2 separate regions of the Homo sapiens genome follow, and region 2 is linked to region 1. A link is a contact called in ENCODE Hi-C or POLR2A ChIA-PET data. All regions are on one chromosome and are shown on one strand. Each heading gives the region's core, a stretch centred on a gene start or an enhancer-like site at or near the end of the contact. The rest is flanking DNA. Distances are from core to core; before and after follow the strand shown.

What was found. A loop is a pair of places that touch in the nucleus more often than their neighbours do. ChIA-PET counts read pairs that join two places held with the same protein, here RNA polymerase II (POLR2A). Pooled maps may share reads with other maps.
Region 2: a loop to region 1 is called in a map of CD8-positive, alpha-beta T cell, with 4 times the contacts of the local background. The contact joins the promoter of BAK1 here to the promoter of PSMB9 in region 1. A Hi-C loop is called at or near these places in 1 of 168 maps with a recorded cell type or tissue (CD8-positive, alpha-beta T cell) and 7 of 50 pooled maps. POLR2A ChIA-PET finds 5 or more read pairs at or near these places in 1 of 52 experiments (CD4-positive, alpha-beta T cell).

Annotation. Positions count from the first base shown.
Region 1 is chr6:32,852,072-32,858,865 of GRCh38, reverse strand. PSMB9 (proteasome 20S subunit beta 9) reads right to left here and starts at 4,674. Exons shown (of 6, transcript NM_002800.5): 1 at 4,577-4,674; 2 at 2,661-2,728; 3 at 1,472-1,603; 4 at 732-861; 5 at 361-502. The coding sequence starts at 4,636. TAP1 (transporter 1, ATP binding cassette subfamily B member) reads left to right here and starts at 5,162. Exons shown (of 11, transcript NM_000593.6): 1 at 5,162-5,827; 2 at 6,364-6,478; 3 at 6,627-6,757. The coding sequence starts at 5,230.
Region 2 is chr6:33,577,211-33,583,444 of GRCh38, reverse strand. BAK1 (BCL2 antagonist/killer 1) reads left to right here and starts at 3,169. Exons shown (of 6, transcript NM_001188.4): 1 at 3,169-3,420; 2 at 5,810-5,910. The coding sequence starts at 5,841. RefSeq lists an enhancer at 3,950-4,595 and a silencer at 4,504-4,613.

The DNA.
Region 1 (6,794 bases), core at 3,425-5,924:
ACAGGGTTTCACCATCTTGCCTAGGCTGGCCTCAAACTCCTGGGCTCAAGTAATCCTCCTGCCTCAGCCTCCCAAATTGTTGGCATTACAGGTGTGAGCCACTGTGCTTAGCACACCACTGGTTCTCACAGTGACTGTGTATCCTCATTTGATTTACTCAGAACAGCCCTGGTTTATCCGTATTGCCCAAGAACCCCATTGAGCTTTGCATTTGTCCTGCCCCTTTTCACTCTTAAAAGTGTACCAGGCCCGGCATTAACTTAAATGGCCACCCCTGTATTTCTCTTCCTGTTCCTCATAATCTACTTCCTTCCCATGTTTCAAAGCCCTCCCCAGGTACCCTTCCACTTGGCTGGTTACCGTCTGTGGTGAAGCGCCTGCACTCCTCGGGAGACATGCCTGGCTTATATGCTGCATCCACATAACCATAGATAAAGGTGCTGCCGGAGCCACCAATGGCAAAAGGCTGTCGAGTCAGCATTCCTCCCAGGGTTCCATATACCTGGGAAAGGGATCCTCAGGTTAAAGAATCATCAAGCCCTTCCTTCCCACTGAGACATTAAGTGGTCTCTGCACCCTGCAATGAAGCCCTGGTATCTCATATCCCCAAAGTACTATGCTTTCAGAGGTAGTGTCCTTGGAACTCATTGCTAGAATGACATAGGACTTCCATCTTCCTCTGCAGGAGAGTGGGGAAGCCCAGAGGAGAGAGTGCTTTGGGAGAAACTCACCTGACCTCCTTCACGTTGGTCCCAGCCAGCTACCATGAGATGTGCAGACAAGTCCTCTCGATATTTATAGCTGATATTTCTCACCACATTTGCAGCAGCCAAAACAAGTGGAGGTTCCTCCAGTTCTATCCTGAGGGAAATATTAGGAATAAAGGTTGATAGAATTTTAAGTCTCATTCTCCTATACTGTTACCATCATCCCTGCTAAACGACCCCTGAAAACTGTAACTGCAATAGCTCAAACTGCAGCCTCCCTCCCACATGTACAGGGGAACCAGAGTCCCACACCACCAACTGGTAAGAAGCTTTCAATTGCTCACTCTTTTGCTCAGCCCCACCCACATAACTTTCTTTTGGCTGCAAGGACCCTGCTCTTATGGGGAAAAGCAGATAAGGTTACTTCCGTCCCAACGACCTTGATTTCTCGTATGGTAACTGCCTGATATTATGGTGGGTCACAATATCACCTTCTTCCTGATTATTTATATCAGGATAGTGATTTACAGCTTTTAAACTGTGTTCACATATAGAATGTGGTTCTCAAAATAACCGTCTCATGAGGTACTATATTATCTCCACTTTACAGATGCAGAAACTGACAGATTCAAGTGCCAGCAAGAGCCGAAACAAGACTTTTCCATTTCCCAGTGTCCAGCTCCTGGAACAGCACACTGTACAGGGATTCATGCAGGTTGGGGGAGCTCTAGTGGGTGGGGAGTCAGAACTCCAGAGCTTCATACCCATGGAGCTCCAGCTGGTAGGCGGCCATGTCGGCCACGGCTTGGGCATCAGCAGCTGAACCAGAGAGTGCACAGTAGATGCGCTCGTGCAGCGGGGACAGCTTGTCAAACACTCGGTTCACCACCGCCTCGCTGTCAGGAGGGAGTCAACAGTCACCAAGTTAAAACTCAGGTTTTTTTTTTTTTTTTTTTTTTTGAGACAGTCTCACTCTGTCACCCAGGCTGGAGTGCAGTGGATCAATCTTGGGCTCACTGCAAACTTCGCCTCCCTGGTTCAAGTGATTCTCCTGCCTCAGCCTCCCGAATAGCTGGGATTACAGGCACCCACCACCAAGCCCAGCTAATGTTTGTATTTTCAGTAGAGACAAGGTCCCAACATGTTGGCCAGGCTGGTCTCAAACTCCTGACCTCAAATATCTGCCCACCTCGGCATCCCAAAGTGCTGAGATTATAGATGTGAGCCACTGCACCCAACCAGAACTCAGGAATTTTTGAGGGTGATCATTCAATGTCTCTCAAATTTCTTTGACAAGAGAATAGCATGAAGTTTAATGCTTGGATTAAAGCAGGAGGCAAATAATCATCTCAGATATTATTAATCACTGCAGATGTTAATCAAAATTAGGCTTATTTTTCAGGCTTAGATTTTATAACAAAGCAAAAAATGCTAAGGTAAGAAAAATATGCCTCATCAATTTTCTTTGCTATTAACAATCTTGAGAGAGTTATGTTCTATGGAACATAATGTCAGTAATATTGACCTAACCCCATATACTCATTTTGCATGTGAGGAAATTGGTTAGGAGTGGGAGAAGAGACAAAATAGTTCAATATATGGTAAATGAGAAACCAGGTATCTGCTTGACAGAATCATCTTTTTGATCCCTAAGCACAGATGGAAAGAAGACCCTCAAAAATCTATCTCCTGTCCCCCTCTCAGACCCTATTCCTTTACTCATCCCTGTACACTACTGGGACAGGTCACATACACATTCAGACCCCAGATCCTCCTCCACAAATTCAGAGACCCAAGCACCCACCAAATAGCTTATCATAGTGGCTTTTGGGGAAGGTCAACTCCATTCCTCCAAGGCTCCAGTTTGCCAGTCTTTTCATGAATGGGTAAGGAAAGTGTGTATTTGAGGCCATTAGCTTCTTTCCAAATGCATACATCTTCACTTTTACTCACCCTGCAGACACTCGGGAATCAGAACCCATCACAACGCCCCCGTCAAACTCCACTGCCATGATGGTGGTCTGCAGAGACACAGAATATGGAATGTCAGGGCAAGAACAGCCTTGATGCCCTCATGTTAGAGAAGAAGAAACATTCCCAGAGAGGCGAAGTGACTGGCTCAAAGATTACACAGTAACAGGCCAGAGCTGACTGTCAGTACAGGCTTTTTTTCCCTTCATCTTTCCACTTTCTCTATTGCTTCATCCGGCTGCAGGGGAATGCCACAGCCCAGCTGTGATACAACACAGAAAGAACTGTGTCCCTAAGTTCCAACTTGCCTAGTGGAATCCTCTCCACTGTAGAGAGGTGGAGATGAGGCTCCTACAGGTAGAAGTGAAGCAGCTCCGCAAGTGAAAATTATCTCCAACGGAAGGGCTCATAGTATGTGCAGATGTGGTGTAGACCCAACACAGAGTAATTGACTATGATCTTGGGAAACAAGGTCAGTCTATTTTTTTTTTTTTGGTCCACAATCCTCCACTCTCACCCCCCATTTCATCAGAAGTGAGCTCTTCCAATTTACTGAACATTGGAAAAAATCGAGGAGGGCAGTGGTTAGCATGGCCAGGGGCAAGGCAGGAGAGAAGCAGCAAGGAACACATACAGATGGTTGAAAATAAAAGTTTCAGTTATGGAATTTCCGATCAAGAGGTAAATACATATCTCAGCAGCCAGGGAGGTAAATTTGTACCAAGAGATAATTTGACTGAGAAGTTTAAGCTGACTTTTCCAGGTCAAGAAAAGAATCAAGAAGAAGTGAGGGAAGATAAAGCTACATTTATTCTACTATTGAGTTGGAAGGAGCCTTAAAGATCCTCGGTTCAAATGAGGAAACCAAGTCACAGAAAATGCAAACGACTTATGCAAAGTCACACAGAGTTAATAGTAGACCTGGGACTAAAATTCAGGTCTAACTCTTATCCCTTGTTTCCACTTCTACTTCCTACTTGCCACTGCTCATTTGGCAGTGAGGGGAGATTTCCCAAATTATAAGTGGTTTCACTGTGTCTTTCTTACCAGGCCGTAAGTTACTCTGGCCCCAAAGGACGCTCCTCTGAGTATGCTTTCCGACGGACCGACTTATCATGAATAGAGGGTCAAAGAACAGGGTTAACTTCAAGTTAGAGGCTATTCCTCTCTAACAAAGCCGCCCCCAAGCCACGAGTGGTGGCAGTAGTCCAGAGCAGAAGCCAGCCAGCCAGTCTTGGGGCTGCCATCTGCCCCAGGCGCCCATCCTAAGCAAAGTCCCCCCAGTGGGCACATGGGAGTGGGCAGGGAAGACACAGGGAAGGGAGTAAGGCAGCATCTGGGCCAAGGAGAGGCCTTCCTGGGTCAAGCTAGGGAAGGGCATCACTAGTTAACACAGAACGCCCATTATCAGTGCTTGGGCTAAGAGTTGCCCAGTGGCAAGTTTATCAAAAGTCTGTGTGATGAGTTGGTCCTTCTCAATAAGTGCCTATATTTCCTTCTCCCAAGTGCTGTTCTACTTCACCCAGGGCACCATTTCCTCATCTCTTTGCACCATCCCCAACCCCCTTTCTTGATTTAACCAGCCCCCACTGTCCGGGACCAGAGTGAAAGCGAAAGCGCTTTAGAGTAGCTTCCCGTTGACGCTTCCAGCTAAGAGTCAAAGCACCCGCTTTTTCCACCAGCCTCGCGTGCCTGTTCCCTTCACGGACACTCTAGACGACCCCCCTCAGAAAAGAAATACTCTATGCTCATTGCGGGTTGCAAGCGCTGGCTGCTACAGGCGACCTCCCTGCGCTCCCGTTGGTCTCTGCATTCACTTCTCCGCGCGCGCTTCCAGGGTCCCCTGGCCGCTGCATCTCCTCCACCCCTCTGCCAACCCTCAAGCCCAGACCCATTACCCCGGTGTGGACTTCTCCCGCCCGGGGTAAGTCCCCGGTTGGTGCTCCCGCCCGCAGCATCCCTGCAAGGCACCGCTCTCCTCGCCGCCTGGGGCACTGGTTTCCAACCTGGGACAGCGCACAACGCGCAGCCGACAGCCCCGCCCCTTCGCGGCGCCGCCAGGAGGCGCCTGGGTGCTGCGGGGCTGCTTTGCGCGCGGCGCTAACGTGTGTAGGGCAGATCTGCCCCGAGACAAGTGACGAGGCAGCCCCGCCCTGAGGCTGGGGTGGGAAAACTGGTGCAAGTGGAAAGGCAGGAGGCAGGGAGAGGCGAGAAGGGTGTGCGTGATGGAGAAAATTGGGCACCAGGGCTGCTCCCGAGATTCTCAGATCTGATTTCCACGCTTGCTACCAAAATAGTCTGGGCAGGCCACTTTTGGAAGTAGGCGTTATCTAGTGAGCAGGCGGCCGCTTTCGATTTCGCTTTCCCCTAAATGGCTGAGCTTCTCGCCAGCGCAGGATCAGCCTGTTCCTGGGACTTTCCGAGAGCCCCGCCCTCGTTCCCTCCCCCAGCCGCCAGTAGGGGAGGACTCGGCGGTACCCGGAGCTTCAGGCCCCACCGGGGCGCGGAGAGTCCCAGGCCCGGCCGGGACCGGGACGGCGTCCGAGTGCCAATGGCTAGCTCTAGGTGTCCCGCTCCCCGCGGGTGCCGCTGCCTCCCCGGAGCTTCTCTCGCATGGCTGGGGACAGTACTGCTACTTCTCGCCGACTGGGTGCTGCTCCGGACCGCGCTGCCCCGCATATTCTCCCTGCTGGTGCCCACCGCGCTGCCACTGCTCCGGGTCTGGGCGGTGGGCCTGAGCCGCTGGGCCGTGCTCTGGCTGGGGGCCTGCGGGGTCCTCAGGGCAACGGTTGGCTCCAAGAGCGAAAACGCAGGTGCCCAGGGCTGGCTGGCTGCTTTGAAGCCATTAGCTGCGGCACTGGGCTTGGCCCTGCCGGGACTTGCCTTGTTCCGAGAGCTGATCTCATGGGGAGCCCCCGGGTCCGCGGATAGCACCAGGCTACTGCACTGGGGAAGTCACCCTACCGCCTTCGTTGTCAGTTATGCAGCGGCACTGCCCGCAGCAGCCCTGTGGCACAAACTCGGGAGCCTCTGGGTGCCCGGCGGTCAGGGCGGCTCTGGAAACCCTGTGCGTCGGCTTCTAGGCTGCCTGGGCTCGGAGACGCGCCGCCTCTCGCTGTTCCTGGTCCTGGTGGTCCTCTCCTCTCTTGGTAAGGGGAACGCAGGGCAAGAGGGGAGGACACAAGGGGACTGGGACAGGAATCAAAGGTAATTGTCAGTAAGGTAGAGTAGCGTGGGTTCTGGGAAATGTGGAGCAGGAGAAGGACTCCTAGCGTGGGTCTTGGAACACCACTTCGGTGTAGAAGAAACGGCACTGGACTGGCGGGGGCCAGAGGTTCTGGGCTCCATTGCTGACCGGGTCTTGATTCTTTGGGCCACGCCGGAAGCGGGGAAATCCTTTGCTCTGGGGCCGAAGGGCGGGGCATCCTCATCTCTAACAGGAGGCTTTTCTACTTCATGATCTCCAGCCTTCCTAATAAAATCCTGAAAGTTCTGGTAGAGCAACCACAGGGTAGTGAGTTCCAGGGCAGCCTATTTAGGTTCGGGATTGAGACGTCAGTGTTTCCTTTCTGCTGATGCCCTCCAGGATAATGGTGAGGGGGAGGAGGCGTGGTGGGGCCAGTCTGACTGGAACTGACCTACTTAGACTTAATATTTGTGCGTGACCTCTCTTCTCTTTCTCCAGGGGAGATGGCCATTCCATTCTTTACGGGCCGCCTCACTGACTGGATTCTACAAGATGGCTCAGCCGATACCTTCACTCGAAACTTAACTCTCATGTCCATTCTCACCATAGCCAGGTCTGGGGGCTGAAAATGGGGCACCCTGCAAATGAGGGAGTTGGAAGTTGGGGCTGCTGTCCGAAATGCACTTATATGGGGATACCTGGGACCTTCAGTCTGTTCCCTGAACACACCCTGATCCCCTTTTTTTCCGGGTTCTTTATAGTGCAGTGCTGGAGTTCGTGGGTGACGGGATCTATAACAACACCATGGGCCACGTGCACAGCCACTTGCAGGGAGAGGTGTTTGGGGCTGTCCTGCGCCAGGAGACGGAGTTTTTCCAACAGAACCAGACAGGTTTCTCCTGAAACTCTTTCATTATACGCCATGTACT
Region 2 (6,234 bases), core at 1,920-4,419, 730 kb before region 1:
TGTGAGAGCCCCAGGAAGCTTGGCAGGGAGCAAACAGGGAGAGGCAGGGAGGGAACTGAACCCTGAGGGCAGGGGCTATTGAGGACTGCACACACCTCTGTCCTTCCTGGGTTTGTTCTGTCCTCAAGAACACTCCCAGCAGCCAGACAGTATCTGTCTTCCCTCTTAGCATCCAGGTTTTGTGTCCAGGTGGTAGCACAGACCCCACTAAGTCTATTTATTTATTTGTTTTTATTTTTATTTATTTATTTTTTTGAGACAGAGTCTCGCTCTGTCGCCCAGGCTGGAGTGCAGTGGGCTATCTCGGCTCACTGCAAGCTCTGCCTCCTGGGTTCACGCCATTCTCCTGCCTCAGCCTCCCAAGCAGCTGGAACTATAGGCGCTTGCTACGGCGCCCAGCTAATTTTTTGTATTTTTAGTAGAGATGGGGTTTCACCGTGTTAGCCAGGATGGTCTCGATCTCCTGACCTCGTGATCCACCCGCCTCGGCCTCCCAAAGTGCTGGGATTACAGGCGAGAGCCACCGGGCCCGGCCTTGTTTTTATTTTTATTTTTAATTTCTTGAGATGGAGTCTAGCTCTGTCGCCAGGCAGGAGTGCAGTGGCACAATCTTGGCTCACTGCAACCTCCGCCTCCTGGCTTCAAGCGATTCTCCTGCCTCAGCCTCCTGAGTAGCTGGGACTACAGGTACCCGCCATCACGCCCGGCTAATTTTTGTATTTTTAGTAGAGACAGGGTTTCACCATGTTGGCCAGGATGGTCTCGACCTCTTGACCTTGTGATCCACCTACCTCGGCTTCCCAAAGTGCTGGGATTACAGGCATGAGCCACCGTGCCCGGCCCTATTTTTATTTTATTTTTTTGAGATGGGGTTTCACTCTTGTCACCCAGGCTGGAGTGCAGTGGTACAATCTCAGCTCACTGCAACCTCCGCCTCCTGGGTTCAGCAATTCTCCTGCCTCAACCTCCCAAGTAGCTGGGATTATAGGCGCACGCCACCACAACCGGCTTTATTTTATTTATTTATTATTATTATTATTTTTTGAGATGGAGTTTCGCTCTTGTTGACCAGGCTGGAGTGCAATGGCGCAATCGCAGCTTACCACAACTCTGCCTCCCGGGTTCAAGCAATTCTCCTGCCTCAGCCTCCAGAGTAGCTGGGATTACAGGCATGCGCCACCACGCCTGGCTAATTTTGTATTTTTAATAGGGGTGGAGTTTCTCCACGTTGGTCAGGCTGGTCTCGAACTTCCAACCTCAGGTGATCAGCCAGCCTCGGCCTCCCAAAGTGCTGGGATTACAGGCGTGAGCCACCGTGCCCGACCAATTTTTTTTTTTTTTTTTTGAGACGGAGTCTCATTCTGTCACCCAGGCTGGAGTGCAGTGGCGTGATCTCGGCTCACTGCAAGCTCTGCCTCCTGAGTTCACGCCATTCTCCTGCCTCAGCCTCCCATGTAGCTGGGACTACAGGCGCCTGCCACCATGCCCGGCTAATTTTTTTGTATTTTTAGTAGAGACGGGGTTTCACCATGTTAGCCAGGATGGTCTCAATCTCCTGACCTCAGGTGATCCACCTGCCTTGGCCTCCCTTTTGTGTATTTTTAAAAGAGACGGGGTTTCGCCATGTTAGGCAAGCTGGTCTTGAACTCCTGACCTCAGGTGATCTGCCTGCCTCGGGCTCCCAAAGTGCTGGGATGGGATTACAGGCGTGAGCCACCGTGCCCGGCCTTTTTTTTTTTTTTTTTTTTTTTTCTAGAGACAGACTCTCCCTCTGTTGCCCTGGTGCAATCATAGCTTACTGCAGCCTCGACCTCCTGGGCTCAAGCAATCCTCCCACCTCAGCCTCCCCAGTAGCTAAGACCACAGGCATACAACACCATGCCTTGCTAATTTTTTTTTTTTTTTTTTTTTTTTTTGGTATAAGCAGGGTATTGCTGTTGCCCAGGCTGGCCTGGAACTCCTGCACCTGGCCTCAAGCGATCCTCTTGCCTTGGCCTCCCAAATGGCTGGGATGGGATTCTAGGCGTGACACACCGCAGCTGGCTGCCTTTTTTGTTGTTGTTGAGACAAGGTCTTGCTCTGTTGCCCAGGGCGGAATGCAGTGGTGCAAACATGGCTCACTGTGGCCTCGACTTCCTGTGCTCAGGTGATCCTCCTGCCTCAGCCTCCTAGGTAGCTGGGACCACCAAATGCACAGGTGTGCACTACCATACCCAGCTAATTTCTAATTTTTTTTTGTAGAGACATGGTCTCACTTTGTTGCCCAGGCTGGTCTTGAACTCCTGGGCTCAAGCAATCCTCCCACCTCAGCCTTCCAAAGTGTTGGGATTACAGGCGTGAGCCACTGGGCCCAGCCTCTATTGAGTTTTAATCTCCGTTTACTTGACTATCACCTTCAGGATTTCAAACATCCAGAGACCACCAAGGTGCATGGTGCACAGGTCTAAATTGCAGGTTGAATCTCAATCTAGTATTAGTATTCCCCAATGCGACTACAGAACTGATTATTACTATTTATTTTTTTTGAGATGGAGTCTTGCACTGTCACCAGGGCTGGAGTGCAATGGCGCAATCCTGGTTTACTGCAACCTCCACCTCCCAGGTTCAAGGGATTCTCCTGCCTCAGCCTTCCAACTAGCTGGGATTACAGGCGCCCGCCACCACACCCAGCTAATTTTTTGTATTTTTAGTAGAGACGGGGTTTCACCATGTTAGCCAGAATGGTCTCGATCTCTTGACCTCGTGATCTGCCTGCCTCAGCCTCCCAAGGTGCTGGGATTATAGGCGTGAGCCACCGCGCCTGGCCCAGAACTGATGATTAACCCAGCTGAGCCTCTGTTCATCTGAATGGGTATTGTCAACAGCACTCACTTACAAGAGTTGCTGAGAAGATCCAATGAGACAAATAGTTGCTAAAGTGCCAGGCATGCAGCAGTGCTTAAGAAACTTCTCACCCTGGGTTTTTTATTGGTATTGATTGATGTAGAGGTGGGGGAGAAGATCAAAGACAAGGATTGAGAATCAGGGATGGGAAAAGCAGTGGGCCACTGACAGCCGCCCTGCCTGCCTGGGAGGTGGGGTGGGGAAAGTGGGCGGGACATGCTCCTGGGCCTGGCCCACCCAGATCACCCTACAGGCTGTCGGCCTGTGCGTCTGCATCCGGTGGCCACAGAGCAACTTCCTCTAGAGGGAGCTGATTGGAGCCGGGTGCCGCTGGCACCTCTATGATCACTGGAGTCTCGCGGGTCCCTCGGGCTGCACAGGGACAAGTAAAGGCTACATCCAGATGCCGGGAATGCACTGACGCCCATTCCTGGAAACTGGGCTCCCACTCAGCCCCTGGGAGCAGCAGCCGCCAGCCCCTCGGGACCTCCATCTCCACCCTGCTGAGCCACCCGGGTTGGGCCAGGATCCCGGCAGGTAAGCTGGAAGGGTCTTGTCCATCCTCCCAGATCTCAGCAGCCCCAGCCCCAGGGTGGGGCAGGGAGCCTGCCGGGAGCCGGGTGGGGAAGGGGAAGCTCAAGGCTTCCCTGGGCAGGTCTGCCGCCCCGGCTGGGGACCTGATCCTGCCATGCCTGCCTCTGGCTGCCCCTCACAGCTTCCCCTCTTGGCCCAGCCCTGGATGCCGGAGAACTGTAAGAACTGGGTCCTTTAACAGTCTGGGAGATGGGAGTGGAGGTCAGAGCCAAGGTCAAGGGCAGAGAGAGAACTTTCTCAGCGCTTGCTGCTGCCCAACATCCCTAGACTGGGTCCAGGGCCTGGCCAGGCATGTATCCCTGGGCAACATTCATCGGGGCCCAGCAAGCCCAGGAAGTCGGGGGTGGCTCCCCTCACCGGGAATTTAGGCCACTTGGATGGGGGAGGCAGAGCTAGGCCTGAGTCAGCATAGGTTGCTGGCCTTGGTGGGTGTTCTGAGGCTCTACCTGCTCCCCTCGGAAGCCTGGGGTGTTGGTAGAGGGAGTTGGAGGTGCAGTCAGCATCCTCCAGCCCTACTGTCCTGGGGGTGCCGGGTCCTGGAGACTGGGGAAGAAGGAAGGCCATCTTATGTAAGGAGCTACGGGGGGTGGGAGGCAAGCAAAACTCTTTTTTTTTGTTTTTTGAAATGGAGTCTCGCTCTGTTGCCCAGGCTGGAGTGCAGTGGCGCAATCTCGGCTGACCGCAACCTCCGCCTCCAAGGTTCAAGCGATTCTCCTGCCTCAGCCTCCCGAGTAGCTGGGACTACAGGCGCACGCCACCATGCCCAGCTAATTTTTGTATTTTTAGTAGAGATGGGGTTTCATTATGTTGGCCAAGCTGGTCTTGAACTTCTGACCTCGTGGGCCACTATGCCCGGCTGCAAAGTTCTGTTTTAACAAGGCCTTGCCCCTAGAGGTGGAGGAGAGGAAGGTCTGCCTTCACCCTGTCCCTGTCCGGCAGATCGAGGAGGAGTGGGGAGCTGGGTGAGGGCACAGGTGGTCCAGCCCTCCTCCACCCCTTCTTGAGAGCTCTTGGGGCACTTTCGAAAACACTCCCAGGCCTAGCGGAAGGAGGGTGGGCGAAGGTCCCCAGGCCCTGGGCGGTGGGGGTGGGGCTGTGTGCTTGGCCCAGGGTGGGGCTGCACACCCCCTCCCTCTGGGATAGGAGGAGGGCGCTCTCCTTCTGAGGGCTGGAGGCTGCCTGGGGAAATGGGGCTCTGGGAGGGGTGCAAACTGAAAGTGAAACAGCTGACATCCAGGAAACACTCGCCCTGATGAGGGGTCACAGCAGGTTGGGGCTGCGGTCAGGACCAGGCAAAGAGGAAAATTGGGGCCGGGGACAGAAGACCAGGTGTGTGGTGGGAGTACGAGGCAGGTTATGGGGCTTCAAAGAAGGCCCTGATCCTGAGGGCTCCCTCCGGTCACTGCAAGGCAGCAGTGGGGAAGGCACAGACAGGAGGTAAATAGGGAAAGTTGCCCTGAGAAAGAACACACTCTGAGGTCCACAAACTGGAAAAGAAATCTTGCATGCGTGTTGAGTACATGGACTCACGGAGATTCAGACAAACAACCTGACTTTCCGTGACTAACGATGTGACCTCGGGCACTCAACTCTTTGTGCCTCACTTTTCCTGCCTGTAAAGTGGGTATGATGGCGCTCACCCTGCTGGGTTCATGTGAGTTTCCAGTGTTCACCACCCACAGAGTGCTCCTAAGTGGGAGAGTATATCTTAGGCTCTCAGGAAATGTTTGCGGCTAACAGCCCAGAGTTAAAAAACAGGTGTGTTCTGGCCAGCCAGAGGGAAGTAGGGCCTCTGAGGACAGCCTTCATGGGCCATTGGCTGGGCAGTGGCTCGCTTGCAATAAGCATGTGCTGGGTGGGCTGCAGGAGGCCCCAGGAACAGCTAAAAACCCCCCAGGCTCTTGCCCCAGGAGTGGCATGAACTTGAGAGCCAGCGGGCACTGCTGCAGCCACACCCTCCTCGATGGTGCAGATACCTCAGTCTGCCCTTGGCTGCCTCACCTTCTTACCCTGTCTCCCTCAAAGAGGGAGTGTTCAGTAAGTTGTTTCCTCCCAGCAGACTTCACTGGGACCCATGCTGGAGTAAGAATAAAAAGTCCCAGAGGAGGCCAGGCACGGTGGCTCACACCTGTAATCCCAGCACTGTGGATGGCCGAGGCAGACTCACGAGGTCAGGAGTTTGAGACCGGCCTGGCCAAAGTCCCAGAGGACTAAGGGCCTTTCTGGGAATGGGGGATCCTCTCTCCTATGTGGACATGGCAACCTGTATGGGGTCCCCAGTCACAGGTCTGTGCTCACCCCCATCTCTGCTTTTTCTCGCCCTTCCCCGCAGGCTGATCCCGTCCTCCACTGAGACCTGAAAAATGGCTTCGGGGCAAGGCCCAGGTCCTCCCAGGCAGGAGTGCGGAGAGCCTGCCCTGCCCTCTGCTTCTGGTAAGGGTCTTCCTGCCCCCTCACCCATCCCATAACCATGAGTGCTGTCGTGAGGATGGAAGGAGCAGGACTCAGGCAGGCTCCTTCGCCTCGGTTCACCCACTGTGGGTGGGGAATACTCTTCCCCACCCACGGGCTCAGAGGCTGGAGCTGCTGTCAAGGTTAAGCCCAGGAGGGGGAGGAGTCTGGACTGGGGAGGGCCTGGAGGTTGGGAGAGGCCAGGAAGTGAGTGTAAGGTAGGCACAGTGCCACCGGGGCAGAGGGCTGGGTCACGGGCGAGGGAGGCAGGAATTAGAGTGGGGCCTGGCTGCTGTATCCCTCCAG